Regions from separate parts of the Homo sapiens genome. Here region 1 is linked to region 2. A link is a contact called in ENCODE Hi-C or POLR2A ChIA-PET data. All regions are on one chromosome and are shown on one strand. The core of a region is the stretch at or near the end of the contact, and the rest is flanking DNA. Distances in the headings are between cores, read along the strand shown. Region 1 has its middle 140 kb from the start of LINC01206. Region 2 overlaps SOX2-OT (SOX2 overlapping transcript).

Region 1 (3,414 bases), core at 747-3,246, 350 kb after region 2:
TGTTCATCAAAATGCACAAAAAATAAAGTGAAATAATAAGCCACAAAGTAAGAAAGGATATTAGTAACACATATGACTGACAAAGGATTAATAGTACAAACCACATAGGAACTAGAAATTCATAAGAAAGACAAAAACATAATATTAATATAAAAATAGATTTGAAGAGGTACCACATAAAAATGGAAATAGACATGACCAATAGACATTTGAAAAGATGCTCAAACTTCTTAGTAGTTAGAAAATCCAAAATCACAATACATCCAAGTGCTACTTGTCAGATTTGCAGAATATAAAACATCTAACAATGTCAAAGATTTGTAAGAATCTGGAGCTTCAGGAACTCTTATGCCCTGCAGCTGGGAGCCCAAAGTGGTAAAATCATTTTGGAAAACTATTTTGCATTATCTAATAAAATTTAAAATGTGCACACTGTGGAACACTCTTCCTCTGATATCCACATGACTTCTGCCTCATCTCCTTCAAGTTTTTGTTCACATGTCACGTGCTCACCACGTTACTCTTTCTGACCACCCTATGTAACATTAGAAACTGCCCAGACACTTCCTATTTCCTCCCAACTTCATTTTTCTCCATAAAACTTATCACTTTCCAACAGATATAATTTATATATTTATTTTGCCTGTTTCCCTTTACTAGTACATAAGCACATGAAGTCAGAGACTCCTGCCTGTTCTTTTTATGTATGTGTGCTTAGAGTATAAAATATTGCCTGACACAGAAAAAAACTTGTTGAATTAAATACCTTATGGTCCAGCAATTCTGCTCAACATGTACATCACGGAATAACACAAAACAGGAGACATGCACAAGAATGCTTGTAGCAGTATAACTTGTAATGGGAAAAAACAAAAACACAACACAACAAAACATTTTTTTAAAAAAAGTCCTTAGCTGTACATCAACAAAAGATTGAATAATTCATTGTGGAATATTCACATAAAGGAATATTATATAGCAATTAAAATAGATGATATATAACATGAATTCGAAAACCTAACATTGAGCCAAAAAAGAAGTCTCACAAAAATACAAACAGCATGAATCCATTTATTTAAATTATGAAAACTTGCAAAACTAAGTAATACATTATTTAAAGCTACGAAAAACGTAAAGATGAACAGGGAGTTATAAGTAAGCAATTCAGTGACGTTTACTCTTGAATGAAAAGGAATGCCCATAGGTGGTGTTGGTCTTCATTCTAGTGGTAGTCTTCTACTTTACACTCTACATATGCATGCAATTGAAGCAATGAGTTCATCAGAGCCTGTAAGTTCCTACTGGGCTTGATTGTGCTGAAGTATTTAAAAAGTAGATTTCACCCACAGGTTTTAATGTGTCTGGGTGTAGACTTACTTCTGAACTATGTAAATATTCCTTGTTGAATTGAGCAGCCTTTAAGAAGTAGGGTGGCCACAAGGTTATTTGCTTCGTTGGGGTTCCCACAATCTCTATTATCTCTAGACTCCCACAGACCGCTGCACTTTGGGATGGAGAGCCTGAATAATTCAAGTCCGAGTTCTGATGATACTAACCAGTTGCTGTCATGTTGGCAAGAGACACTTTATACAAAGGAGATTTACTAAATTTTACAGTGATCCTACTATGAGATAGTATTATTATGTCCATTTTACAGATAAGAAAACTGAGACAGAGAAATTGAGAATCTTGCTCAATATCCATAGCTGATAAATTTTAGAACTAAGATTCGTGCCTAGGTCCGCCTGACTCCAGACGTTTTTCTTTCCTGTCAGTCAGTCTCCTCTTAGCTCCCAGAGCTTCTGCTGTTCCAGCTAATTTGTTCCCTCTGTATCTCTCAGTAATTTTCCACATATAAAGTATTTTACAAATTTGACCCAAAGGAAGAAATTGGGTAGAGAGGAAATTCACTGTTTCTGCAGGAAAAAGGGCTGCAGCACACACCCATCTGTTGTTTACCGAGGCTGAGAAGGCTGAATGGTTCCCAGTAAGCAGTGTCTGCCTTCTGCATTTTGCTTCTTTGGAAGATGTTTCTTGTCCTGCCCCTCACCACCCACTCGCTTCTGTCTGGTTCCTCTTTTGCTGGCCCTCTTCCCATAGCAGTTAATGTTTGCCCTGCAAGTGCCAGAGCATTCATCCTTTCTTCCTTGAATGATGTGCCCATTTGCATATCATGCAAACAGCCCAGCTGCTGAAGTCCCAGATAGGGTAAATAACGGTCACAGTGTTTGTGCTGATTCCTCCTGGGGCCTTCTGGAACCTGCTGCACAGCTCCAGGGGAGAAAAATCGTTTTGTTGGAATCTCTGCTCTGATCTTGTGACATCATGAATGAATACTTGTGCTAAAAATGCACACGTAACCCTTTCCATGTAAATATGTGCTTTTGAGCCTAATGACGTAGGAAGGTTTGTAGATGGAGACAAAATGCCCACTATTATTTTTGCTTTGTCTAACTTATTTGATTTTTACTTTGGAATATGTTTTCTAAGTATACATTCATTTTAAAAATTCAGTAAAAACAATAATTTAACATAATTCCACAAACATTTAAATATTGTTTTCAAATGTAATCAGTTATACTCTTTATGCATCTAATATATCAATTTTATAGTAACAACACATGGCAATGAAAAAAGAACTTAACACCTGGCAATGAAAAAAGAATCAGTAAACCTATACTGAAACAGATTACAAAGTTTCTACCACCATTGATTTGTTTTTTACTTTCTTTATTATCCTTTCAATTAAGTTTTTTCTCTCTTATTTCTTCCCAGGAGTACAACTTACACACCAAACCTCGAGTGAGAGTAGTCATTTCTGGACCAGCTGAAGCTGTAGATTATCTAGTGGGATACACTCCTGGTTACAACTACACTTTTTCTGTTACCGTAGAACCATTCAATTTGTTGGCTTTGAACTCAATACGTTTTGTTTTTTGTGATCCCAATCAGTGCTCACAAATGATGCTTATTTTGAATCTCATTTTTGTAATATAGTCTGTCTTTTTTGAATTTTTTTCATTTATCAATTAAGATGTACAGTCTCTTAATATTCATTTTTATATGAATGCATAAATATTTCTATTTTAGGTCATGTATACTTTTAAATATATTTATATATTATATATAATTATATATATTATACGTATTTATAATTCATTTAACAAGCTTCTAAAAATCTGATCATTAGTCATTTAGGGTCAGCCTAGGTGAAGCTCTGATAAAAAAAAATCAACGATCAGATTGTAGAAGCTGCCAAATCTCCAGAGAGCCTAATGAAAATATCTAATTATTTTACATTTTAATGTTCTGGTTTATATAAATGTCATTGCCCTAGAATGATTTTACCAACAACTGTTTTGAATTCCAAGACTTGAAGTATAGGAATTTCAGGTAGAAAGACTGAAAGTTAAG
Region 2 (3,339 bases), core at 529-3,028:
GAAAGGAAACAGCATTTCTTTGAAATTCTAGATGGGAGTTAAGGACTACCTGACTACTCTTGCCTTCACCTCGTAATCACATATAACTATCTCAAACACCCCCCTCCTTCCCTAGAGAGCCACTGATTGGCCCCTCAGCATACCTAGTACTTTTCCTTCTCTTCTCAAATTCTCATCCCTTACCCTTTTCTCCTTTGGAGGCCCCTGGAAAATTTTCAGAATTAAATTATGATTTTTTTTGAAATGCCATGACAAGTTAGAAAGGGAAATTTGAGACAGCACTAGAAATACACTAACAGAGAGTACTATTACAAGGCCGGGTGCGGTGGCTCATGCCTGTAATCCCAGCACTTTGGGAGGCCGAGGCAGGTGGATCACCCGAGGACAAGAGTTTAAGACCAGCCTGGCCAACATGGAGAAACCTCGTCTCTACTACAAATACAAAAATTAGTTGGGCATGGTGGCACGCACCTGTAATCCTAGCTACTTGGGAGGCTGAGGGAGGAGAATCGCTTGAACCCAGGAAGCAGAGGCTGCAGTGAGCCAAGATCATGCCACTACACTCCAGCCTAGGCAACAGAGCTACACTCTGACTAAAAAAAAAAAAAAAAAAAAAGTACCATTACAACTGAATGCAGTAGACAAGTCACAGTTTGGGGTATCAGCAATTAATTGCACATTTTTATACAGTCTTTTTTTTTAACTTCATTTTTAAGATCCGTTGATCCTAACAGATGCAAGTTAAACCTGAAGTAAATTAGAGCAAAGTTAAAGAAAAACTAGATCAAGCCCTTCCTGGACTGGCAGCCCTCCTATCTCGCGTAGCTCATGGTTATTTGGATAGACTCTTTCATAATACTGGTAGCAGAGACAGACCAACACCAAAGCCCCACTTCTTGTTACTTAATCACAAACCTGGCAGAATGGCGACTCCATACCTACAAAAACTAGTCAGTGCTTATTAACCACAACAGATCAATAAAAACAATTATCTGGAGAAATAATATTAACAACACGCCCTTGTTACCATAAGACATAAGTTCCTGAGAAATTTGGAGCTTCCAATAGCACATTTCTGCTTATGTGGTACCTAAAGTTGTTTCCTGGAAGTGAAATTTGAATCATTTGCAATCATTTTATATCCTTGCCCCAGAATGACTCTGTCTCTAAGGCTTTGAATACGTTTACTACTATGGGCTTTTAATATTCTCTACCCTAGTGAAAAGGCTACATATTATAGTAGAGAAGATACTGGGTTAGAAATGCCAACCAGAATCTAGGTTCTAGTTCAGGCGTCTAACTAGTATTTTGTATGTAAGGCAGTTCATGCTTCTGGCCTTCAGATTTTGCATATGTAAAGTAAAAACATGAGAATAGATAATCTCTTAGATCCTTCATTCTGTACTTTTGTAACATTTGTGAATTTTGAACCTAAGAGAAGATCCAGATCCATACATTTCTGAATAAAATACCTATTTATTTCATAGTCCTTTTAGTAAAAATTTATGCAAAAGACTGAAAAAATGATTTTTGGTCTTCTCTGGGAGAGATTCTGAACTGGACTGGAGGAAACCAAGCTAAGAGACTTGGCATTGTTTTCTTTTGTACAAATGAACCATTGCCTTATACTTTAACTTTTTTTCCTTTTCAGATCCAACTTAGAAATAATGTTTCATTCAAGATAAGGCTCGTGGCTTAGGAGATTGTGACCTGGCTTGCATCATTCTAAGACTTCTATCGTCTGTTTTCAAAACCCAAGGAGGACCTCCTTTTCTGTGTGATAGTTCCTCATGCTTTGCCAGCCACTGGGTCTTTAAGGAAGCTTGCCAAGAGTTCCCGGCTGGGAAGGACAGTTCGAGTTCATCATAGACAATGAGCTGGCACCACAGTTTAAGTGACTCACCAACCTGGTTGCCCACTTCAAAATGTCAAGAACCACACTATCTAATTGAAAGAACTGTGTTTTAGCAAAGTGTAATTGGATCGCCTGGCAAGATCATCTCAAACTATGTCTCTGACCTTGCCTTTCAGTGGCTATTTTGAGCACAAGAGGAGAAAGGAAATGATTCCTGAATTATATCTTGTTTTTAAAAATTAAGATTAATTAATACTTGGTTTTATGTTCATTCCATTGTAGGAACTTAGTGATTATTACAAAACAGTCAAAATAGGTCATAGCAAAATGAACGTTTAAGATTAGGTTAAAACATTCCTCTGAAATTTTAGTATTCACTTTTGAAGTGTCAATTACTATATTTCTGTAATTTCTCATTTTTTTCTTGGCTTAGAGTCAAGATGAAAAATGATATTTGAATCAAAGACATTGTTTTGTTATATAGCCACTCCTTTCTAAAATGCAAATCCACCCTCCCCTCACCAATGCTTTATTCTTTGTGCGCGCACACACACACACACACACACACACACACACACACACACACAGACATACACAGAACCAGCACCCAAATGGTAGAGGAGGTCCTTCCAAGACTTCTAGGACCTGGATCATGTAAGCAGTAGATGAGAAAATGAAGTAAGAGATATAGAGTAATAACAATAAAAGTCAATGATTTCATTTTACAAAAAAGTCATTGTGTAGTACTCAGATATTTTTAAGAGCAAGTATTATTATGACTAAAGTATATTATACTTCTAAATTATTATGATTCTCATCTAATTTCAAGCCACACATAGGCGCCATTTGAAAGCATTTTGTGTTACAACCTATCAACAAAAATCAACTAATAGTTTTATAACGTGCATAGGTTTACCCCATGGGGAATTAAAATTTTTATCTGCAAGTATTTCTGTTGTTGTGAGACTTTAGGACAAGACAACATTTGGTGTTAACATAGAAGAATATTCTATGGCTTTTTTAGCTTTAAAGTTCATTACTCTAAAATAAAGTACACGTGGTATTTTTTTCTTCCTAGTGTTCTCTTATTATATGTAGAGTATTTTCGGTTGTTGTTTTTAACGTATACATTATTTTTATTAAGTCATTTCATAAAAGATAAGATATATACTAATAGACCCTTGGTTTTCTCCTAATTTAATTATTTCAAGTCAAGCAAAATTGGGCAATTTTCTTTCAGGAAAAAAAAAATATTGAGCATGATTTTGAGGTAAAACTGATTATTTACAGCATCTTTTCTCTAATAGGCTAACATTTATGATGGATCTTATTTCAAAGTTGATTATTCTCAAAGAAAAGTGGAGATATTAGAATTTCCGAGTAAATTGCATTGTTTTAAAAAGTACTTTAATGCATTGTTCACATTGTTGCCAGCTATTGACCAAAAAAGAGAAGAAGAAAAAAGAAATAAAAAAAGCAGTATC

What was found. Hi-C counts contacts between places; a loop is a spot of excess contacts on that map. ChIA-PET counts read pairs that join two places held with the same protein, here RNA polymerase II (POLR2A). Pooled maps may share reads with other maps.
Region 1: a map of posterior cingulate gyrus shows a loop between it and region 2 (3-fold over the local background). The contact joins two enhancer-like sites. A Hi-C loop is called at or near these places in 1 of 168 maps with a recorded cell type or tissue (posterior cingulate gyrus) and 3 of 50 pooled maps. POLR2A ChIA-PET finds 5 or more read pairs at or near these places in 1 of 52 experiments (OCI-LY7).

The regions. Positions count from the first base shown.
Region 1 is chr3:182,090,720-182,094,133 of GRCh38, forward strand. No RefSeq gene overlaps it. Among named protein-coding and RNA genes, the nearest start is that of LINC01206, 140 kb to the left of the region's middle. Within about 2 kb of position 1,997, at least 3 of the 41 ENCODE cell types and tissues checked have a DNase peak (open chromatin) inside an H3K27ac peak, as active enhancers do.
Region 2 is chr3:181,737,918-181,741,256 of GRCh38, forward strand. SOX2-OT (SOX2 overlapping transcript) reads left to right here. Exons shown (of 7, transcript NR_075092.1): 7 at 1,652-3,339. Among named protein-coding and RNA genes, the nearest start is that of SOX2, 28 kb to the left of the region's middle. Within about 2 kb of position 1,779, at least 2 of the 41 ENCODE cell types and tissues checked have a DNase peak (open chromatin) inside an H3K27ac peak, as active enhancers do.